4 separate regions of the Homo sapiens genome follow, and regions 2, 3 and 4 are each linked to region 1. Evidence: chromatin loops called from intact Hi-C (ENCODE). Cell type or tissue: PC-9. All regions are shown on one strand. Each heading gives the region's core, and the rest is flanking DNA. Links, peaks and the distances in the headings are about the cores only.

Region 1 (5,858 bases), core at 629-5,628:
TGCACCCCTCCTCCATCAGTCAATGGGATCTCTAAGGACTGCCCAGGTGCTGCCTCTCCAAGCTAAGCCACCATTTGTATTCTGGAGAGAACAGCTTAAAACCCTCCATACCCACACGGCCTCCTGTCTACCGCACAGACTGATCATTCTCAGACTAAGTGTATCAATAGGTCTGAGAGGGATGCCTTCTTAACTCTTCCTCCTCCAGGCAACATGGCTGGGGCCCCTGACATCCTCATGAGAACAACAACTTGCTACTCCTCCACTCAGAACACTCTGGTTCTAATCTACTATGGCCCTGCCTCTACCAGTACTACTGTTGTCTCAACAGATTGCTTATATATATATATAAAACAGATTGCATATATATATACAAATTTTTTTCTTTTTTGAGATGGAGTCCCGCTCTGTCACCTAGGCTGGAGTGCAGTGGCGCAATCTCGGCTCACTACAACCTCCGCCTCCCGGATTCAAGCAATTCTTCTGCCCCAGCCTCCCGAGTAGTTGGGATTACAGGCATGCGCCACCACACCCAGCTAATTTTTGTATTTTTAGTAGAGATGGGGTTTCACCGTGTTGGCCAGGCTGGTCTTGAACTCCTGACCTCAGGTGATCCACCTGCCTCGACCTCCCAAAGTGTGCTGGGATTACAGGCGTGAGTCACGGCGCCCAGCCAGATTGCTAATATTTAGAAGCTACTTGGGGACCTCCAAACTCTAACTCCAAGAACTATCCACCCAAGAGATCTGTAGGCCTGCCACCTGACTTTCAAGGTACCAGATGTCATCAGCCCTGTGGCTTTGTGGGCCCACTAATTCCCAATCACCTAAATTCACCCCATCTTTCAGTGACTGCTGTCCTGGGTTGGTGCCAATGCCCTGCCCTTCCCTCCAGCCCACATGTGCATACACAAGCGCACACCATACATACTCCAGCCCTCATCCAACAGACACTGTTCTGTCAGAACCTCAGCCAGCTCCTCCTATCCCTGGTTCTCCCCTGTCCAAAAACGCCCAGAATATGCCCTCAGCTAGAAGAACCCAGAGAAATCTCACTATACCCTGCTGGAGGGGATGGGCAGGGGCTGCTCTCCCTAAGCTCTGTGAATTATAATAACTAGACCCTGTAAGTCACAGACAACACAAAAAAATCACCCACAGGGGGGCAGCCCTTTGTCTATTAGTGAATTTTCTCAAGAGATCTGCTTACCTGCTTCACCTATTTCTTCTTCCTTTAGCTCCCAGATTCTGATTTCCTGGTTTTCCTTTGTGGCAGATCATATTTTCTGACACTCGTAGGAATTTTTTTTTTTTTTTGAGACGCAGTTTCGCTCTTGTTGCCCAGACTGGAGTGCAATGGCATGATCTCGGCTCACCATAACCTCCACCTGCCGGGTTCAAGCAGTTCTCCTGCCTCGGCCTCACCAGTAGCTGGGATTACAGGCATGCGCCACCCATGCCCGGCTAATTGTGTATTTTTAGTAGAGACGGGGTTTCTCCCTGTTGGTCAGCCTGGTCTCGAAGTCCCGACCTCAGGTGATCCGCCTGCTTTGGCCTCCCAAAGCGCAGCGATTGCAGGCGTAAGCCACCGCGCCCAGCCTTGATTTTTTTTTAATCCTCCTTACCGACCTTGCTCCCTGCCTGCCTGTCTTCCCATCATCCAGTTCTGCAAGCGCCCTTCGCATCTACCATCCCACCTGCTGTACCAAGCGAGCAGGACGACTTACTTTATTTACAACAGCACTTCTCAAACTTCAATGTGCACAGGAATCACCCAGGGACCTAGTTAAAATGCGTATTTTGATGTAGAAGCTTTATTTTTTAAATTTTTTGAGACAGAGTTTCAAAAACGTGGGGGGAAAAGGGAAAAGATAGGTAGAAAATGATTCTTAGCACCCCCAAGCATCTTTAACCTTTCATTATGTTTACTTCCAGCCTTTTTCATGAAACAAAATTGTGGTCTGACTGTATACAGTGGTATTAACTACAAAGGTTCCTAAGAAGGGACATCTTGGTTGCCCAGGCTGGAGTGCAACGGAACAGTTTTGGCTCAATGCAACCTCTGCCTCCCGGGTTCAAGCGATCCTCCTGTCTCAGCCTCCCAAGTAGCTGGGATTACAGGCGCCCGCCACCATGCCCGGCTAATTTTTGTACTTTTAGTAGAGATGGGGTTTAGTAGAGACGGGGCCAACATGTTGGCCAGGGTGGTCTCAAAACTCCTGACCTCAGGTGATCCACCCACCTTGGCCTCCCAAAGTGCTGGGATTACAAGCATGAGGCATCGCATGCCGCCCGATTCAGAAGCTTTAAAGTGTGGTCCAAGATTCTGCATTTCCATCAAGCTTCCAAGTGATGCGGAAAGTGCTGGACAGCAGGGAGGCTGCTGGCCTGCAGACTGCACCAGACTGCACTTGGAGTAGCAGGTCTAATGCCTGATACAGTCCTGTAACGTCCCTCCCACCTTTCACTGTCACTCATGGGGAGGGCAGTGCTGGAGATGGGTGGAACTTAACAACTAGTGGCCAGGGCCATGTACCAGTGTCAGCTTTGTGCCACTCTCTCACCAAACTGCTCCAACTGCTGGGGCACTAACCTTGTTCCTTAGAACTAGTTCCCCACTCAGCAGTTCCAGAAGTACAAAGTGGGTTCTGTAGTTCTGTGAATTCCCTGCACAACTTTTCACTGTCTTCCCCACTCCCACCATCTTGCAGGTTCACAGTTTAGAGCCTGGGTTTGAAACCCCAGTCTGCCACTCTTTTATGCGCGGCCTTGGGCATGACTCTGAGCCCGTTTCCTCCGGATGATGTGAACAGTGATTAGATACCGTGGACGAATCACTCATTTTGTCCATTGTTTGAACTTTTCCTCTTCTACCTGTTCCTCTAAATTAGCCTTGAAGCTAAAAGGTGCTTTTTGTCCCTTCTTAGGAATCTTTGTAGTTAATACCACTGTATACAGTCAGACCACAATTTTGTTTCATGAAAAAGGCTGGAAGTAAACATAATGAAAGGTTAAAGATGCTTGGGGATGCTAAGAATCATTTTCTACCTATCTTTTCCCTTTTCCCCCCACGTTTTCTATAATTAACAATATTAACTTGATAGGTTTGAAAACAGTCAAAGTAAAATAAACGGCATGAAATCAAGCTTCCACCCGCTCCGCTGAGAGTAGGAGAAGAGAAAGAGAAACGCGCCGACCGCGCCTGGCTGGGGCTGGTCACGCGGCAGCCGCCCCCACGCCTCCGCCAGATGACGTAAGTCACGTTCTCCACTCGCCCGCGCCGCCGCTTCCGGGGGGCTCGGCTGCTTTGCTTCCACCAGGCGGCGCCGCAGGACGCTCAGTTGCCAATGCCTCCTGCGCAGCCGCCCTGGCGCACGGGACACGTCACCACCTTCGCGTCTTTTCTGGAGAGCGCGGGAATGAGAGCGCCGGAGGGTGGTGACGTCACCGGGGTTCCCTGCGTGGCTCGCAGGGGCGGGGCCAGGTACGTGGCGCGCTGCGGCCCGCCCGGGGATCGGGAGGGGAAGGAGAACAGAGAGGGGGAGGGGAAGGAGGGGGAGGGGAAACCAGCGGGACGGGGAGGGGCGAGGTGGGTGGTGCCGATGCCTAGTCTAGCCAGGGCTGACCGGGCCGCGCCCGCCTCGTGACCACTGTGGGGCTGCGCTGCGGGAAAGGTGCTGACGAGGCGGGCGCGCGAGCTCGGCGGGGAGGGGTGCGGCCGGTCGGCGGCTGGCCGGTCCCCGACTTCCCGGCACCCTGGGCGACCGCTCCCTCGTGCGAGCGGGACCACGCCTGGACCGGGGCCCGCAGGTTTTACAGGGCAGCGGGGGGGATTTGGGGCACGTGGGGTCGGGCCGCACCCCGACCTCGAGACGGCGCGGCGCTGCGAGCAAAGAGCCGTCGCGCCCGGAGCCAGGCCCCGCCCTACCTGGGATCCCGTCGCCCTCCCGTCCCCGGGCCTACACCCGCCCCACCTGGGATCCAGTAGCCCTCCCGCCCCCGGGCCTACACCCGCCCCGGTCAGCTCCGGCCAGGTCGGGGAGGAGGAGGGCACGCGCCGGGAGGACCGCGACTGGCCGCCTGGAGCCCGTGGCTCAGGCTTTCCCAGCCGCTGTTTTCCCCTTTGTACATCGGGATCCGCTTCGCACACTTAGTTTCTGCCTAGCACATGCTGGGTGTTGTGTCCAGATACACTAATTCTTTTTCCCCTTCTTCCCCGCCAGTCACTAGAGCCGGTCTGGAAGGGCACTAACGCCTGGGTAGTCCTTCAAACAAAAAGCGTTGTGTGTCTTGCTTACTGGCCGTTAATAGAAGTTTCCCCTTGAGAGTGGCTTTGGTTAGGAAAAAGGTGGCAAAGGGCCCATCCCTGAACTGATTAGTTGAGCCTGGGACCTGATCAGAATTGAGGGGAGGAGTGTTACCAGAATTTTCTCTGTGCCCCGCACTTGCATAAGTGCTTATGGCTAGGAGCCCTGTGTAGGGCACACATTACCTTGGGGCGCCCTTCGCTTCTTTCTCCTCTTGCTGCCCCTTCCCGGAATCTCTCACCTCATGACGTGACTATGGTCAAGTCATCGTTTCTGGGATGGCCTGACCCCTGGGGACACGCCAGCCTCCAGGAGCTTATATGAGGCTGGTTTACCAGAGTAGACAGTGTAAGGCCCTGTCCTGGAAGGAGGAACATGAATATGTCCTGAAGTGCTTGTGTCATGTGTCAGGGGTTGTGCTAGGCTTTTCACATGAGTGATCTCATTTGATTCCCACAGCGGTCCTGTGAGCTAGGGGGAATCATCATCCCTCTATGTAGTTGAGGAAACTGGTTCCGCCGGTTTAAGCAACTTACCTCACATTTCACAGTAGGGAGGTGATGGTTGTAGGGCTTTGGCAAGAAAGTGTCAGTACCTGGTCAGGCCCCTAGGGTGTGAGACGCTCAGGGCCATCCTGGAGGGTATGGGTGAAAGCATGTAACACCGTGGGTTTCCCCCCCTCTGTCACCCCATTCTCTTGGCCACCGCTACCATTTATATCAAGGCAAAACCAGGTTAGGTGGCAGATGGATAGTGTTCGAGGCAGAAGAAGCCCCAGAGGGCAAAGACAGGGCAATTCCTTCTACCCCTCACCCCACACACACTTTGCTTTGGTCATGGATGGGTTAATGGAAGGACTCCTGTGTATCAGACTTGGGTCTTTTTTAGCACCATCTGGCAGAAGTCACCTCTCCTCACACTTGCTGCTTCTACAAAACATTGTTCACTTGGCAGTCAGCAGTGCAAAAGGCAGAAGTGTGGTGCGTGTGTGATTTGGATTCAGTGGACCCCAGAGACAATTGTGTTGTTTGCATTATGTTGCGATTGACAGCCCATAGACACTGCTGTGTTGTATGTGGAACCACAAAAGACGAGAAAGGCAACAAAAGCAGACGTTCCCTCTCCTTTTAAAATTATCTTGTCGCTGGGCACGGTGTCTCATGCCTGTAATCCCAGCACTTTGGGAGGCCGAGGCAGACGGATCACGAGGTCAAGATCGAGACCATCCTGGCAAACATAATGAAACCCCGTCTCTACTGAAAATACAAAAATCAGCTGGACGTGGTGGCGCGTGCCTGTAGTCCCAGCTATTCAGGAGGCTGAGGCAGGAGAATCGCTTGAACCAGGGAGGCGGAGATTACAGTGAGCCGAGATTGCGCCACTGCACTGCAGCCTGGCAACAGAGCGAGACTCTGTCTCCAAAAAAAAAAAAACAACTTGCCTGCAGGATTGGATAGAGAAATTCCCAGGAGAAAGCAAACAAATAAGGGTGCAGGCATTTGTCCTTCAAAACAGGCGGGCAGATCACAAGGTCAGGAGCCAAGACCACGCC
Region 2 (5,858 bases), core at 638-5,637, 72 kb after region 1:
TATTCATTAAACAAAGGGGTTGGGGCCAGGCGCGGTGGCTCATGCCTGTAATCCCAGTACTTTGGGAGGTCGAGGTGGGCGGATTACGAGGTCAGGAGCCTGGCCAATATGGTGAAACTCTGTCTCTACTAAAAATACAAAAAAAGGCCAGGTGTGGTGGTGTGTGCCTGTAGTCCCAGCTACTCGGGAGGCTGAGGCAGGAGAATCGCGTGAACCCAGGAGGCAGAGGTTGCAGTGAGCCAAGATTGTGCCACTGCACTCCAGCCTGGGCGACAGAGCAAGACTCTGTCTCCAAAAAAAAAAAGCAGTTGCTCTAGATGGCCTCTGAAGTCTCTTTGAACTCTGATGTTCTGTAATTGATCATAGGAAGTAAGAGTAACACCTGCTTAACACCTGCTTAGCTCCTTGAGTTTGGGGCAATGGTATTTGTGATTTCTGTTTTTTTTTTTTTTTTTTTTTTTTTTTGAGATGAAGTTTTGCTCTGTCGCCCGGGCTGGAGTGCAGTGGCGAGATCTCGGCTCACTGCAAGCTCCGCCTCCTGGGTTCACGCCATTCTCCTGCCTCACCCTCCCGAGTAGCTGGGACTACAGGCGCCCGCCACCATGCCCGGCTAATTTTTTTGTATTTTTAGTAGAGATGGGATTTCACCGTGTTAGCCAGGATGGTCTCCATCTCCTGACCTCGTGATCTGCCCATTTCGGCCTCCCAAAGTGCTGGGATTACAGGTGTGAGTCACCGCACCTGGCTGTGAGTTCTTAGAGAGTCTGCCTTGTGCAGGGAAGATGCCAGATTCTAGGGCAAGGGATGAGCCGTCTCCCTGAAGAAGGTAGATCTAGGTTCTTTTTTGAGGCTGGTTGCCAAGGGAACCCAGCCTCTGGCCAGCAACAGCCAGCAATGCTTTGGTTGAGGCTTGGGTACACATAATGAAAACAAGCCGCACATTTAGGTTTCATTCCTTGCCTTTCTCCCATCTCCACCTTTCCTTTTTCTTTCCTTGTTAAGCTGCTAGTTTTAAACACATTCATGTGTCAGACACTGTTTTAAATACTTAACAAAGTATCGTTAAGTATCGTTAAAGATTAAATGAAGTATCATTTAATCTTCACAGTAATCTTACAAAATAGGTACTCTTATTCTAAACAGAGGCAAGTAGAGTTAAGTAATTTGTCCAGATTTACTCAAGAGAAAGTAGTATCAAACCCGTACTTTTAGCTACTAAGTTGTACTGCCTGGTTGGATATTTAAAAAAATAGAAGAGGGACTTCTTAGTTATTTATTAGTGGTTTTTGTTTGTTTTGTTTTTATTTAGAATAAAAACTCTTGGAGCTGAAAAGAGCCTTTGAAGTAATTTTATGCAGTCTCCTTGTCTCCAGCCTGCCATCCAATTACAGGAATGTTTTCTATCATTCTCCTGACAAATGATCTTTCAAGTTCTCTTTGAATACCTCCATTAATAGGGGAGCTCATCAGTTCTTAGGACATCGTTGTTGAAAAGCTCTCATTGGTAGAAATATAATCATAATTTTTTGAGATAGGGTCTTGCTCTGTCACACAGGCTGGAGTGCAGTGTTGGATTACAGCTCACTGCAGCCTCAACCTCCCTGGCACAAGCGATCCTCCCCCTCAGCTTCTCCCTTCTCCGAGTAGCTGGGACTACAGGCACATGCCACCATGCCCGGCTGTTTTTTTTTTTTTTTTTTTTAGTTTTTTATAGAGACAAGGTTTCACTATATTGTTCAGACTGGTCTCGAATTCCTGGGGTCAAGTGATCCTTCTGCCTTGACCTCCTGAAGTGCTGGGATTACAGGCATGAGCCACCATGCCCTGCAAAAAATTATTATTTTTGTTTTTATTTTATTTTATTTCATTTTATTTTTGAGACGAAATCTTGCTCTGTCGCCCAGGACAGAGTGCAGTGGCACAATATTGGCTTACTGCAACCTCTGCCTCCTGAGTTCAAGTGATTCTCCTGCCTCAGCCTCCCCAGTAGCTGGGAGTACAGGCACTCACCATCATGCCTGGCTAATTTTTTTATTTTTAGTAGAGACAGGTTTCATCATGTTGGCTAGGCTGGTCTCAAACTCCTGACCTCAAGTGATCCTCCCGCCTCGGCCTCCCAAAGTGCTGGGATTACAGGCGTGAGCCACTGCGCCCAGCCACCTGGCCTTTTTTTATTTTTAAGAGATAGGGTCTTGCTTTGTCACCCAGGCTAGAGTGCAGTGGTGTGATCATAGCTTACTGTAGCCTTGAACTCCTGGGCTCAAGTGATCCCCCTGCCTCAGTCTTCTGAGTAGCTGGGACTACTGTGTGCCACCACACCAGGCTAATTCTAAAAATTTTCTGTAGAGGCTGGGTGCAGTGGCTCACACCTGTAATCCCAGCACTTTGGGAGGCCGAGGTGGGTGGATCACTTGAGGCCAGGAGTTTGAGACCAGACTGGCCAATGTGGCGAAACCCCATCTCTACTAAAAATACAAAAGTTAGCTGGGCATGGTGGTTCACATCTGTGATCCTACCTACTCGGGAGGCTGAGGCATGAGAATTGCTTGAACCCAGGAGGCAGAGGTAGCAGTGAGCTGAGATCGTGCCACTGCACTCCAGCCTGGGCAATAGAGCGAGACTCTTTCTCATAAAAAAAAAAAAGAAAGAAAAATTTTTGTAGAGACTGGGTCTCGCTATGTTGCCTGGGTTGGTCTTGGACTCCTGACCTCAATCAGTCCTCCCGCCTTGGCCTCCCAAAGTGCTGGGATTACAGGCATGAGCCACTGTGCCCTGCTGAAAATTATTTCTTGTTTTGAATTGAAATCTAATTGAGACTTCTCATTAATTTAATTTTTGTTTTTATTTATTTATATTTGAGACGGAGTCCCACTCTGTCACCCAGGCTGGAGTGCAGTGGCACGATATCGGCTCACTGCAACCTCCACCTCCTGGGTTCAAGTGATTCTTCTGCCTTGGCCTCCTGAGTAGCTGGGATTACAGGTGTGTGCCACTACGCCTGGCTAATTTTTATATTTTTAGTAGAGATGGGGTTTCACCATGTTGGCCAAGCTGGTCTGGAACTCCTGACCTCAGGTGATCCTCCCACCTCAGCCTCCCAAAGTGCTGGGATTACAGGCGTGAGGCACTGTGCCCGGCCTAATTTTAGACCAGTACCCCGGAACTATACAGAATAAATGTAATACATCTTCCACATGCAAACTCATGAACCTTTGAAGACAGTCTTCCTATGTGTAAGACATATTTGCAGTTTATCCTAATACCTAAACTTGCTTTCAGTTCAGATCATTCTGCACAGAAACAATTTCTACTTCTCCCTACTTTGTAAATGCAGTCTGACAAATCTGTGCTTCACTTAGGATTATTTAGTTACAAGGTGAGTATGCTTTCCTTTCCTCCTTGAAGAATGAATTGATGGTGAGCTAAGTCTTTACAATTGTCTGTGAGTTTGGAGGGTTTGCAGTCTCCTACTCTTGTAATCATTAGGAGGTCAGGCTGCTGCCCTGCTGCATACGCCATCAGAGCTCACAAAATGGCTGGAAGTTTATCCGGGCACTTGACAAACTGCATTTACTTCATCAGGCCACTAGGTGATGAACAACTCACAAACCCAGACTGCCAGGGACTGTGGTGTACAGGGCAGTTTCTGTTTATACTTGGAAAGGCCATTCGAAGTCATCTGGTCCAAACTCATTAAAAGGTTTTTGTTGGGGAGGGGAAACATGTTTTTTATATAGTTTGTCTTTCCTGGCTTTGTTACAGTTAAATGTTAATTGCCTGGGACATTTCCTTTTTTTTTTTTTTTTTTTTTTTTTGATACGGAGTCTCACTCTGTCACCCAGGCTGGAGTGCAATGGCACAATCTCGGCTCACTGCAGCCTCCGCCTCCCGGGTTCAAGCGATTCTCCTGCCTCAGCCTCCTACAGGCGTGCGCCACTGTGCCCAGCTAATTTTTGTATTTTATTTTTTTAGTAGAGACAGGATTTTGCACTGTTAGGCTGGTCTCGACCTACTGACCTCATGATCGCCCGCCTTGACCTCCCAAAGTGGTGGGATTACAGGCGTGAGCCACCACTTCCAGCCAAGTAGGACATTTCTTTGAGTGATTTTCTTAGAAGGGGGGCATGAGTGGTACTTTCAAAGTCTTTTTATGTCCAATTTCTTTTTAACCTTCGTGTATGAATGATATTGTGGTTAGGTTTAGAATTCTTGGAATACTAGTCCTAGTCTCGACAAAGTCTAAGTAGCTTTCCAGTGTTTTGAGTTTCTGGTGATACAGATGAGAAGTCCAATGGGATTTTTTTTCCTTGTAAGTAATAATCTGTTCTCTTGTTCTGGAAGTTTGTGAATTTTTATTTATGCTTAGAGTTTCCTGTGGTATGCTTCTGGTATGTCTTTTTTTTTTTTTTTTTTTTTTTTGAGATGGAGTCTTGCTCATGTTACCCAGTCTGGAGTGCAATGGCACGATCCCAGCTCACTGCAACTTCTGCCTCCTGGGTTCAAGCGATTCTTCTGCTTCAGCCTCCCGAGTAGCTGGGATTACAGATGCGTGCCACCACGCCTGGCTCATTTTTGTATTTTTAGTAGAGATGAGGTTTCGCCGTGTTGGCCAGGCTGAGGTGTATGCCTTTTAAAAATAACACTTGTTGGCACTTGATGAGCCTTTTAGACTTAAAAACTTAAAGTCTTTTTTCTGTTCAAGGTTGTTTTATTGCTTCCCTTTCTTTTTTTTTCCAACCTCCTTACTTTATAGAACTCAGAAAGGTGAAGTGACTTGTCCAAGCTCATATAGCTAGTTACAGATGAACCTCAAGCAAATAACCTGACTCCTTTGATGAACTAGACTTTTGTGTATTGAATATTGCTCCATTGAGAGGGCCATTATGAACAACTTAGAAACTTTTTAGTGAGACAGGAATTTTGCCAAGCCTTTGTGGGGAGATGAAGAAGGAAGAAGAGATAAAATTCATTATTTGTGGCCCATTTGAAGGGCTAAAGAATTCGCAAGTTCCCTGGTATCTCAGTTATTGAGCTACCCCGAAGCTCTAAAATGTAATAAAACCAGGAAGTTGCTTGAGCACTTGGAGAATTAGATTTTTAGTAGTCAGGAGTTGGATAAATGTGGTCATGCCCTATTGTAAATATCAAAAACATATAAATGGCATCCGAAGGCTTGGAGACAGACATCATAAACCATGTCTTATCAGTGGTCTGGTTTCTGTTTTGAGTTCCAACCTGGGATGCTTCTGTGGGAACCACCTGTTCCTGGCTCTGTTGATCTTTGGATTTCCCCAGCCCTTCAGTCCCTTTCAGTTTTGAAATGAAACCTACCCCAGAGGGCGAGGTCAGGTTACGAAGAGGACTTTGACAGCTCACCTTGGGTTGTTTTTTTCCCCCAGAGCTGTCTAGTGTGTGACTGTGTGAGGTGTGAGGCTCAGCAGGCTGTGATACAGATTAATTGATGGTGAATCAGCTGTTGGGTAAGGCCTGGGCTGTGTCATTTTTTGGGTAACCAGGAAAACATGACCAAATACATTGTCTTTCATCTATAGAAAGTTGAAACTTAAGGGTACAATCACCAGAAAGCTGCCCATGATCTCTGCCTTTGGTTTACTGACGAAGGAAAGGCTTTTTTTTTTTTTTTTTTTTTTTGAGACAAGAGTTTTGCTCTTGTTGCCCAGGCTGGAGTGCAATGGCACAATCTCTGCTCACTGCAACCTCCGCCTCCTGGGTTCAAGTGATTCTCCTGCCTCAACCTCCTGAGTAGCTGGGATTATAGGCATGTGCCACCACGACTGGCTAATTTTGTTATTTTTTTTTTTTTTTTAGTAGAGACGCGTTTTCTCCATGTTGGTCAG
Region 3 (5,858 bases), core at 373-5,372, 140 kb after region 1:
TTTTACAGGCCAGCCGTTGGTAATTCTTTCTGATGAATTATCTGCTTATGTGCTTTATCTAGTTTTCTTTTCTTTTTCTTTCTTTTTTTTTTTTTTTTTTTTTTTTTTTTTGAGGCAGGGTCTTGCTCTGTTGCCCAGGCTGGAGTGCAGTGGCGTGATCACAGCTCACTGCAGCCTCAACCTCCTGGGCTCAGGTGATCCCCCACCTCAGCTTCCCAAGTAACTGGGACTATAGGCGCATGCCACCATAGCCAGCTAGTTTTTGTATTTTAAGTAGAGACAGGGTTTTGCCGTGTTGGCCAGGCTGGTCTCAAGTTCCTGAGCCCAAGCAATCCGCCCACCTCGGCCTCCCAAAGTGTTGGGATTACAGGCGTGAGCCACCGAGCCCAGTCAGTTTTCTGTTTTCTATTGATATATTTCTCCATTTTTCCCACTTCATTTGTGTAGTTTATTATTATTATTTAGTGTGGTATATTATTTTTTTCTTATTTATTTTAAAGATGTATTCAGGCTATTAACTCCTTGTCTGTCATATATTACGTGTGTGTGTGTGTGTGTGTGTGGTTTTTTTTTTTTTTTTTGGAGATGAGGGTTTCACTATGTTGCCGAGGCTGGCCTCAAACATCTGGCCTCAAGTAATACTCCTGCCTTAGCCTGCCCAGTAGCTGGGATTACAGGTGTGAGCCACCTTGCCCAATTCTCATATATTACAAATATTTTATCCTAGATTATCACTTGTCATTTAGTCTTGTTCATTTTTAAAGCATTCATGAATCTAAAATATCCATGTAATCAAGGTAGTCTGTATAGGCTTTCCAAACCATGAGGCTAGAGGTGGCCATGACTCGAAGCAGGGAGGCCAGCAGGGAGGCGGCTCCTGCCAGAGTGCAGATGTGGCAGGATGAGGCCGAAGGTGGGGCAGGGCTAGAGAGGAGGCGAGCGGGGCCAACTCAAGGCAGATGAGAGAGGGGACCAAGATGTGGTGACCTTGGGTGGGAGAGGGAGGAAGGAGGAGGAGCCCGGGGTGACTCACAGGTGCTGACCCGGAGGAGGGCAGGGTGTGAGCAGGTAGAGGATGAGCCAGGATTGGGACTGTAGGAAGGGGAGTGGTGGGGGTGGGGTGCAGAGATCGTGACAATTCCCTTTGGGATTGTTGTGTGGAGGCTCCTGGCCAGATAAGTCACTGGTATTTGGATCACTAGGACTGGGCTGGTTTCTGTCTTTTTTTTTTTTTTTTTTTTTTTGAGACAGAGTCTTGCTCTGTCACTCAGGCTGGAGTGCAGTGGCACGATTTCAGCTCACTGAAACCTCTGCCTCCTGTGTTCAAGTGATTATCCTGCCTTAGCCTGCCGAGTAGCCAGGATTACAGGCATGCCCCCACCACACCGGCTAGTTTTTGTATTTTTGTAGTAGAGACTAGGTTTCACCATGTTGGCCAGTCTTGTGTTGAACTCCTGAGCTCAAGTGATCTGCCCTCCTTGGCCTCCCAAAATACTGGGATTATAGGCATTGTTTCTGTCTTTATATCAGTTTCAGGAATACTTCCGCTGCAGAATTTATATTAATATATTCACACAAATTATCTCAATATTTTAGTGAGTTTTTTTTTTTAATTTGAATCTTAATCTAGCTGGGCACAGTGGTGTGCACCTGGAGTCCCAGCTACCTGGGAGGCGGAGGCAGGAGGAATGCTCAGGCCTAGGAGCTGAAGGCTGTAGTGCGTTGCGATTGCACCTGTGACTAGCCACTGCACTCCAGCCTGGGCTACGTAGTGAAACCCTGTTTCCAAAAAATAAAATAAATATTAATCTAGATGGAATCTGTAGTATTTTTGTGAATTGTGAAAGTTAAGGAGTTAACTCACTGTCATTGACCTCCACCTGGGGCAGCCCCCAGTCCCTGGCCCAGAGACAGTCCTGTGGGCCCTCAGAGTCCCTGTGTCGCTGCTGCTGTTACTGCTATGGCTCTTGGCCTGTGCCCGACTGCTGACTGCCATCAAGCCCACTGTGTTGGGGTTTCCTGTCAGTCATGCCCGGAGCCCTGCCTCTAGCCAGTGCCCTCTCCCAGCCTGGTTTCTTTCGAGCATTTCCTGCGGGTTAGCTCTGGGGATCTTTTCCTAGCCTGTTCTTACCTGTGTTATTGCCAGAAAGAAATCTTTTTTTTTTTTTTTTGAGACGGAGTCTTGCTCTGTCACCCAGGCTGGAGTGCAGTGGCGTGATCTCTGCTCACTGCAAGATCCGCCTCCCGGGTTCACGCCATTCTCCTGCCTCAGCCTCCTGAGTAGCTGGGACTACAGGCGCCCACCACCGTGCCCGGCTAATTTTTTTTTGTATTTTTAGTAGAGACGGGGTTTCACCGTGGTCTCGATCTGACCTCGTGATCCACCCGCCTCAGCCTCCCAAAGTGCTGGGATTACAGGCGTGAGCCACTGCGCCCGGCACCAGAAAGAATTCTTCACAGTTGCTGGCATTTTTATGGCCTTTCCCCAGTTTCTTTAGCAGATGCATATTTTTCTCTGTTTCAGATTTGCTAGGTTCTTTTTTTTTTTAAGTGACTTTTTAAAGGATCTTTTCTTATTGGGGAATGACAAACATAAAGTCACAAATCCTAAGCATACATCTCAGTGAATTTTTACATAGGTATTCACTATGTCCCCACTACCCTGATCAAGAGACTTCTTTTAGCGTTAAGAAGCTATTGGTGGGAGGTTGGGTGGAGAGGGAAATCATAAATGTGTCCCCACACTGCTTTTTTTTTTTTTCTAGAACTATCAGGAAATGGTGTGAGGAGGGGAGCCACATATGAATTTCGGCTTTATAAAGGGGTATGGAGAGCACAGCGGTTAGAAGTCAGGCTGGTCATGAGCTGGTCCTGCCCCTCACTAGCCCTGAGACTTTCTATGCCTCAGTTTCAACAACTGTAAAATGGGAGTAGAATACAGCTCCTGTCTCATAGCATTGTCATGAAGATTACATGAGGCAGTGCACGTAAGTGCACAAAAAATGTCAATTGTTGTTTCTCTTGTTATTAATAACGATGAGGAAGAGGCGGCCGTAACCGTGGTTCTTAACTAGGAGTATGTGTCAGAATCACCTGGGGCACTTTTGCAAAAATACACATGCTTGACCCGGCCAGATCAACTGAGTCAGGATCTAGATTTTAAATGCCTCCCCAGGTCATTCTGTTGCTCATCTGTGGTTCAGTGCCATCGGGCTGGAGGTGGCCATGACTGGAAGCAGGGAAGCCAGCAGGCGGCCCCTGCCAGAGAGCAGGTGTGGCAGGAGGAGGACGCAGCTGGGGCAGGGCTGGCGAGGAGGAGAGCAGAGCTGACTTGAGGCAGACAGGAGAGGTGGCCAAGACATGGTGACTTTGCACAGGGGAGGGAGGAAGGAGGAGAAGCCCGGGGTGACTCACAGGTGCTGACTTGGACAAGTGTGGTGGAGGATGAGCCAGGGTAGGGACTACAGGAAGAGAAGTGGTGGGGGCAGGGCACAGAGATTGTGACAATTCCTTCTGGGCTCCTGGTGAGGATAAGTCAGTATTTAGATCTCTAGGCCTAGGTCGGTACTATGGTTCTGGGAGATGTTGGTGCGGAGGAGATGGATAAAGCCATGGGCTTGGTCATTGAGTAAAATGTAGAGGGCAGAGGAGGGCCAAGTTCACAAGCATCCTCCTCTGCAAAGGCCTGCGTCCATTTTTTTTTTTTTTTTTTAATAGACTGGGTCTTGCTCTGTCACCCAGGCTAGAGTGCAGTGGTGCGATCATAGCTCACTGTAGCTTTCAACTTCTGGGCTTAAGCCATCCTCCTGCCTTAACTTCTCAAAGTGTTGGAACTATAGGCGTGAGCCCCACACCCAGCCTCCTTGTGTGTCCACTTCTTATTCTGCCTTACCTAGAAATAGAGAAGAGCTTGTTTCTCATGCAATAACCCCTGCTGAGGACTGTTGGAAAATAAACTGTCCCCTCATCTGAAGATGAATAATAACTTTGGGTCATTTTCTTTCTTTACAGGTCACAGAATTTTCCACACTCCTTGACAGAGGTGCTTAACCCTTATCCATCAGCATTCTCAGACAGCACCTCCGGTTAGGGACAGTATCTGACCGTCCGACATCCCTGCAGCCCCCATGTGTCACACAGACTCAGCCTCAGGTAGATGGTTTCCGTAGATGGTGGCTTTCTTTGGACCCTTGACATCAACCAGTTACTATTTGGTAAGAACTTAAGTCATTCCAGTGCCTCTCTCAGAAGCATTTGCATTTAGAATTTCAGGTGTCATAGAAGTAATGAAAGACGTTGCATTCCTGAAGGAATGAATAAATTATTCATTTTGTTGTTCTGGAACATCACTGCCCACTAGAATTTACCATGATGATAGTAATGTTCTCTGTGCTGTTCCATGAAGTAGCTACTGGCCACATGTGGCTATTGAACATTTGAGATGTGTCCAGTGTGACTGAGGAACTGGATTTTTTCATTTTAATGAATTAAAATTGAATTTTTTTTTTGAGACAAGGTCTTACTCTGTCACCCACGCTGGAGTGCAGTGCTGTGATCATGGCTCATTGCAGCTTTGACCTCCTGGGCTCACATAATTCTCCCACCTCAGCCTCCCAAGTAGCTGGGACCACAGGTGTGTGCCACCACACCCAGCTAATTGTTTTTTTTTTTTTTTTTTTTTTTTTGAGAGATGGGGGTCTCCCTATATTGCCCAGGCTGGTCTCAAACTCCTGGGCTCAAGCGATCCTCCCTTGGCATCCCAAAGTGCTGGGATTACAGGGGTGAACCTCGACACCCCACCTTAAAATTGTAATTTAAACTGAAAAAAGGAAAACAGGCACTATGAAGTTGTATTCTCTGGGTTGGTGAGAGCTAGGGATGTTATGCTGATACCCCACCTGACTGCTCCACTACCAAGTGCTCCCCAAAGAGATTTGGAATAAAGGAGGAGGAGGCCTTGGTTCTTAACTAAGGATGATTCCAACCATCTGCAAAAGCAGGCATCAAGTAGAAGATTACTTGGCTGTTTCCACATCGAAACCAAATGGGCTTTCTTTCTCCCCCTAACGCTGGCCTCAGCCCTCATTCTGCCTGCATGAGAAGGCGGTGTCTAGTACTGCCCCTCCCAGGCCTCTCCAGGCTTCCTTCTTCCTGCTCTTCCCACCTTGGGACAATTGCCCCTGCCCTCCCTTCTGCCCTGTGTCCCTCTTCCTGCTCCCACCACAGCAAGCCCCACCTCCTCCAAGAAGGCTTCCCAGACTCCTCTGTCCCTTCCAGGTGAGGCTAGTTCTAGGGCCCTGAACAAATTCCATTTGGCTTCCCAACTGAGGGTAAGGTGGCAGGGATGGGTCTTAGGAAGATCAACTGCAGGATGGATGTGAGTGTAACCACTGTATTTCTGACTTCTTCGACCACTGCTTATGGTGAGAAAGATATCTCCTGTCCCAAGCAGGACACACCTCAATGTATGGATACATAGCACTGAAGCAAAAGTTTTTTTTTTTTTTTTTTGAGGCAGAGTCTTGCTCTGTCACCCAGGCTGGAGTGCAGTGGCGTGATCTTGGCTCACTGCAAGCTCCGCCTCCCGGGTTCGCACCATTCTTCTGCCTCAGCCTCCCGAGTAGCTGGGACTACAGGTGCCCGTCACCACGCCTGGCTAATTTTTTTTTTGTATTTTTAGTACAGACGGGGTTTCACTGTGTTAGCCAGGATGGTCTCGATCTCCTGACCTCGTGATCTGCCTGCCTCGGCCTCCCAAAGTGCTGGGATTACAGGTGTGAGCCACTGCACCCGGCCGCAAAAGTTTTGTCAAAACAATATTCACCCTGACTACATGTGATGTGCTTGGATATTATTCT
Region 4 (5,858 bases), core at 478-5,477, 330 kb after region 1:
AGTGCTGGGATTACAGGCGTGAGCCACCGCACCTGGCCAAAGACTACATTTTGACCTTCCCTGCACCTCCTGTGATTCTCAGCCTGCAGAGTACGATGGAGGGTTAGGAATACGGGCTCTGGAGCTAGAATGCCAGGTAAACACCTGGCATTCTTGCTCCATACTTCCTCACTGAGAATCTTGGGCAAACTGCATATCCTTTCTATGCCTCAGTTTCCTCATCTGTAAATTGGAGGTTAGTAATAGTACCAGCCTGATAGAGCTGTTGTGGGGATATAATTAATCTATTAAAAACAGTGATCCATACATCCTAAGTACTCAGTAAATATCACCTAGTATTATTATTAGCAGGCACTCACTGAAGTATTTGATGAATTGAATTGGATCTTTCAGAGCAAAGTTTGGATAGGGGATATAAGTAAGCTTAAGAAGGTGGACACAAGATAACTCAAATTCATTTAGATGCTGAAAATAAGGCCATTTACCTTCATCGATTTATAGAGCTTTTCAGCAAAATATGCAGATTTGTTCCTCATGCACTTTACTGTCAAAGAAAAAAAAAGAAGAAATGAAAAGATTACAGATAAGACCCATGAAAAAAGAAAAGTGACAGTTGTTTCCTCTGTTTCTACAAGGTATCAATATTTGCTTTGCCAGGGAAATTTTAGCCAAGCAATGTTTCATGAACATAGGCGATGCTCTATGTATTTTCACAGATAGAAAGTACCCTCAATTTATCATCAAGTTCCTGGAGAAGTAATTGATAAAGTCTATCAAAGCAAAGGGTGGTATTTCATTTCAAAATAAGGATTACTGTATCTGCCATATGAGACAGTTACTAGTTCTAACCATTCACAGACTTGCAAGCTGCAGCCTGTATATCTGCACATTATTACCTTTCACATAGGACATACAAAGGCACAGAAGATATAAAATATATAAACCACATGGCACAATAGCAATCAGGTTGTATATAATATTTCTTGTTTAAAAATCTGGAATGTAACATGAGTGATTCATGATAAACAACTTTTATCTCTAAAAATAATTCTATATCCCCATATTGCAAACTGATAATGAGAAGGAAAATCTATAAACATTTGTTTCTCTACTCCCCCTACCAGCTTACCTATAGCCAGCAGAGCATCTTCAAAGCTACCAGATGTTTCAGATTTAATACTCTGTTCAATATCCTTCTGTGATATCCTTTTGTATTCATCAAACACTGCAGACAATAACAAAATAGTATTATTGGGAAGAAAAAACAGAGGAAACTAAAATTTATGGAGAGAATGAGCATTTTTAACTAGCCTACACTATTTATTCTTTGGCATATTTCAGGAGGAAACTAATTAGTAATGTGGGCAAGCAGCCAGGAGGGATGTGCAGAGTGGAATGGGCCCCAGATAAGGAGGAAGAAATGCTGTGATGTTTGGAGGACATCAGTCAAGTCCTTTCCCTTATCTGGGACCCTCACACATAAAATGGAGATGGCCTCTGGGGAGCTTTGCTTTCCTTTCTCATTGTTTCCTTAATAAGCAGAATGTGTCTTTTTGTGTTTTTGTCCTTGGCAATCACCTCCCTGTCATCTCCCTTTTGGCTCATCAAAACTAGAACAATTCAACTGCTTCAGAACTGAGTCACAGTTAATAACAGCTGGTTGCATCTTTTAAAATACTTAAACATAATTACATTTGTTGTTGTTTTTTGCCAAGTATTTTTGAATGTGGTGAATATGTTCCCCTCTCTTGCTGTCTCCTTCTGGAAACTTCTTAGAGCAGGTATCTATTTTATCTTCTCACCATCGCCTTCTTTGGGGTGCTGCCTCACTTCCATCAATGTGATTTTAACAGGGCTGTCAATCAAGGGACACCATACCCAACAACATACACCACAACCTCTGTCAAACACGTGAGCAGTTGACCCAGTCAGGACCCGTTAGACTCTCTCCTGGGAACTTTTTAATTGAGCAGCTCACGGGGATGGCCAAAAGCACTGCATCATCTTTACCCTCAGAGAAACCTATTAAACTTCCTGGGTGTCACACTCAGAGATTCTAATTCAGCCAGTCTGAAGTAGGGGGTCAATATTTAGCATTTTTAATAGAAAACGAACTTCAGAAACTCTGCTTTAGAAATAAAATCCATTATTCCCTTCTACTGAGACCCCCAGAACTGCCTTGATTTCTGTTCTTCCTGAAGGTGTTCAGCTGTCTGTTCAAATCTGTGAGCTACCAGTATTTTCCATTTTCCCTCCTGTGCCATTCTATATTATTTCATCTTTTCTTACTTAAATTGAAGTCAGTGTGTGTGGCTTGGAATCAAAGAACTTAATTGACACATTTTCTAAGCCTCAGTTTTCTCCACTGTAAAATGGGGAAAATAATTACTGCTCCATTGAGTGTTGCAAGAAACAATGCTTATAAAATGCTTAACACTGCACCTAGAAAATAGAACATTATTAACAAAACGGTAGTTATTATGAAATCTCACCATTATTGTTGGTTGGTAAGACAATTATGAAGTTTTCCTAGTCCAAACAGTGCTTAAAATATTTTCTCCCAGTGGCTTACAAACAGATATTTCATAACTGCCTAACTATTGACTTGTACCCAGAAGTGAAAATTCTTGCAAATGCATTTATGCACTAAATCGGCTTCTGAGGACCTGCAGTTCTTGGAAAACACCACCAGGGGGAGATTCCTGTTATTTGTAACCAGGCAAGGGAAGGAAGTGAAGAAAGAAGCTGAGTCAGAAGTTTGTGTACCTGATGGTAGCCCGGGATATTGATTAACAGGAGTAATCACCTGTTTTTTTGTCACTGTGAAAAACCTGAAATAATTACAACTTCAGAATGTGTTGTACTTCTCAATTGCTTTATGTTTTCAATTTAGCAAACTCATTCTCAAATTTCCCACAAGCTTTGCAAATCAGTGTGTGTGATTAAAAGGGTATGGTGGGTGGGTTTATAAAATTATAATGTACTTAAAGATCTAAAGAACTCGTATAAAAGATGAAATATCTTATTATATCCTTACTTGCTTGTTTAAAAGAATATGAACCTGACAGCAAATATTCTAAAATTGTCTAGTATCTTTCCCCCAAATAAGTTAAAATCACATTACAAAGTTTATATTTATCAGAAACAAATTAGAAACATATCAAATTTGAAATTATCCACTATTCATCTTATACAACATAACCCCTAAAGAAATCACTTGTATTAGCTTTACAGCTTGGATATTACACAGGAATAAATATCAACCAACATTGCTATTTTATTGCTACCTGATCTACTACAGATTACTTTCATATGTAACTACATTAGAATGAAAATACTGGGGCTACTTTAGAAAAAGGACTGACTGTGAAGGTCAGTTTCCTAGAAACAAGAATGCCAAACTTCTATGACTACATGCACTTTTTCTAATTATTCATAATTAATCTTTCAGAAATTAGCTTTCATATACATCATTGGACTAATACATTTCCAGGGTGAGAATCTAAGACACTTGGGTACAATCAGTTCTTTGTACCAACTGAAGGAGGAAGGTTATCAACTACTTATGGGCAATATAGTTTTTGCTATCTTTCACTCCTTTTCTTTGGGAAATGAAGTAAGTGCCTTACCATGCAACAGGTGATTTCGGTTCCGGGAACAGAGAACAGTTAGAAATTTCACCTCATCTGTCCCCCATTTCTTCTCTCCAGCCTCATACAGGTCCTGAAGCCAAACAAAGCACAGGTCTAAAATTCCAAAAACGATGTGCCAGGACACAGGCAAATATTTCCAGAAGCTCAAAGAGCTGAGCTGGCTTAGTTTTATTTTGTTGGTGATGGGGTTGGAAATGGTAGTGGTGAGTGGAAATGACTCAGGATCCTTCCTCAGGCATAAGGCTGTTGGGACCCTGTCATACCCCCCTGGGAGTCAGGGCAAACACTAGCAGTTCCCTAGCTGGAGACTACATGGTTCTATCTTAAGAGCTAAAAGAAATGCCCTAGATTTGGGCTGTCCCCTACAGTTGCCACTAACCACATGTGGCTGTTTAAATGTTAATTGAAATTAAATACAATTTAAAATTCAGCTCTTCAATCACATTGGCCTCATTTCAAGTACCCAGCGGCTACAGGTAGCCGGTAGTCACCCATACAGGACAGTGCAGATGTGGAATGTTCTCATCACTGCGGGGAGTTCTATTGGATAGCCCTGCTCTAGAATGATCTGTGATTTTCCTGAGGCTACAGGTCTCACAGTAGAACCAGGGACCCATTGCCAATTGCTTACATTCCAACCAGGTAGGAATATAGGAAACTCATTCTGCTCAATTTAACTACATTATTGCTCAATCAGAATTACTGTTCATTTTTAATAAGCAGCTTGCCTGTTACATTTCTCAAAAAGATCTTAACTCACACATATTGTGGCTCATTGGGCTTACCTCCATATACTCCCCCATTTTTTCACTTCTTTCTCTGATTCCCTCACTGCTTTAGAGTCAATTCACATAATCATAAAAATTTAAAGCTGAAAGCGTTCATCTAATTCACCTAATTCAAAAGAGTTCATCTTATTCAGCACTTCTGAAACTTGAATCTCAACAGGCTTGTGACAATTTATTTTATGTCAACTTGACTGAGCCATGGGTTACCCAGATTTTTGCTCAAACATTATTCTGGGTGTTTCTGTGAGGGTTTTTGGATGATCCAATATGGAGGAGGGGCCCTCATACAATCAGCTGAAAGCTTTTGTTTTCAAGAAGAGGGCTGACCTTCCCAAGAGTGAGAGGGACTCCTCCTGCCTGACTGCCTTGAGCTAGGACATCAGTTTTTTTCCTGCCTTTGGACTTGAACTGGAACATCAGCTCTTCATGGGTTTCCAGCCTGCTGGCCTTCAGATGGGAACTGCTCCTAGTTCTCAGGCCTTTGGACTCAGACTGGAACAAAACCATAGGCTGGCCTGCATCTCCAGCTTGCTGATTCCCTCTGAAGATCCTGGTACTTGCCCAACTCCATCCTCTCTCTCTTTCTCTCACACACACACACACACACACACACACACACACACACACACACACACACACCCCTCTGTGTCTCTCTCGCTCTCTCTCTCTATTGGTTCTGTTCCTCTTAAGAATTCTGACTAATACATTGCTTTAATTAATAAAGCATAGTTGTGGGCTGGGCACGGTGGCTCATGCCTGTAATCATAGCACTTTGGAAGGCCAAGGCAGATAGGTTGCTTGAGCCCAGGAGTTTGAGACCAGCCTGGGCAATATGGCAAAACCCCACCTCTACCAAAAAAATATTTAAAACTTAGCCAGGCATGATGGCACACGCCTGTAGTCCAGCTACTCAGGAGGCTGAGGTGGGAGGATCACTTGAGCCTGGGAGGTGAAGGTTGCAGTGGGCCGAGATCATGCCACTGCACAACAGCCTGGGAGACAGAGCAAGACCCTATCTCAAAAAAAAAAAAAAAAAAAAAGAATAAAATACAGGTTAGTGGAAGTGACACTGATCTCTGAGGCTAGATCATAAACAATCATGCAACTGCCATTGTTTCTATTGGAATGCTTGCTTTCTGGGTGCTCCTTCTTGAAACCCAGCTGCCGTGCTCCAAGAAGCCCAAGCCACACACATACCTCTATCCCCTCTAATGAAAGCAACAGGTTCTTTTTTTTTGCATAAAACAAAGTTGTTCATACCTCACAAACTGAATGGAACCAATCCCTCATTATGGTTATGTATTGGTTAAGAATACTGGGTCTATGGTCAGGCGCGGTGGCTCATGCCTGTAATCCCGGCACTTTGGGAGGCCATGGCAGGTGGATCATTTGAGGTCAGGAGTTCAAGACCAGCCTG

Evidence for each region. Peaks named below come from ENCODE experiments on the same cell type or tissue, not always from the same donor. Only the 100,000 strongest peaks of a DNase experiment are listed, where the experiment ranks them.
Region 2: a loop joins it to region 1, with 12 times the contacts of the local background. A loop is called at or near these places in 101 of 110 quality-filtered maps.
Region 3: it touches region 1 in a loop (7-fold over the local background); 5 of 110 quality-filtered maps call a loop at or near these places.
Region 4: a loop joins it to region 1, with 5 times the contacts of the local background. A loop is called at or near these places in 10 of 110 quality-filtered maps.

The regions. Positions count from the first base shown.
Region 1 is chr2:70,140,294-70,146,151 of GRCh38, reverse strand. No RefSeq gene overlaps it. Among named protein-coding and RNA genes, the nearest start is that of LINC01816, 18 kb to the right of the region's middle. RefSeq lists silencers at 2,524-2,573, 3,504-4,213, 4,701-4,995 and enhancers at 2,904-3,043, 3,054-3,413, 4,634-5,173. In PC-9, for the core only: CTCF peaks have their summits at 3,105, 3,304 (motif pointing right) and 4,993; DNase peaks (open chromatin) are centred at 3,391 and 4,771; H3K4me3 peaks cover 2,389 bases; H3K27ac peaks cover 2,829 bases.
Region 2 is chr2:70,068,741-70,074,598 of GRCh38, reverse strand. The region is part of intron 4 of PCBP1-AS1 (PCBP1 antisense RNA 1); the gene reads left to right. It also overlaps a transcript of ASPRV1 not described here. Among named protein-coding and RNA genes, the nearest start is that of PCBP1-AS1, 15 kb to the left of the region's middle. RefSeq lists enhancers at 3,441-3,510, 3,448-3,742, 5,189-5,268. In PC-9, for the core only: CTCF peaks have their summits at 3,386 and 3,586; DNase peaks (open chromatin) are centred at 3,578 and 5,372; H3K27ac peaks cover 1,480 bases.
Region 3 is chr2:69,995,042-70,000,899 of GRCh38, reverse strand. PCBP1-AS1 (PCBP1 antisense RNA 1) reads left to right here. Exons shown (of 11, transcript NR_033872.1): 8 at 4,012-4,214. It also overlaps a transcript of ASPRV1 not described here. Among named protein-coding and RNA genes, the nearest start is that of ASPRV1, 36 kb to the right of the region's middle. RefSeq lists a silencer at 3,198-3,452. In PC-9, for the core only: no CTCF peak of the experiment used is centred there; a DNase peak (open chromatin) is centred at 3,189; H3K27ac peaks cover 4,865 bases.
Region 4 is chr2:69,813,966-69,819,823 of GRCh38, reverse strand. ANXA4 (annexin A4) reads right to left here. Exons shown (of 13, transcript NM_001153.5): 9 at 3,630-3,723; 10 at 1,130-1,225; 11 at 486-544. Among named protein-coding and RNA genes, the nearest start is that of GMCL1, 13 kb to the left of the region's middle. In PC-9, for the core only: CTCF peaks have their summits at 2,466 and 2,676 (motif pointing right); a DNase peak (open chromatin) is centred at 2,713.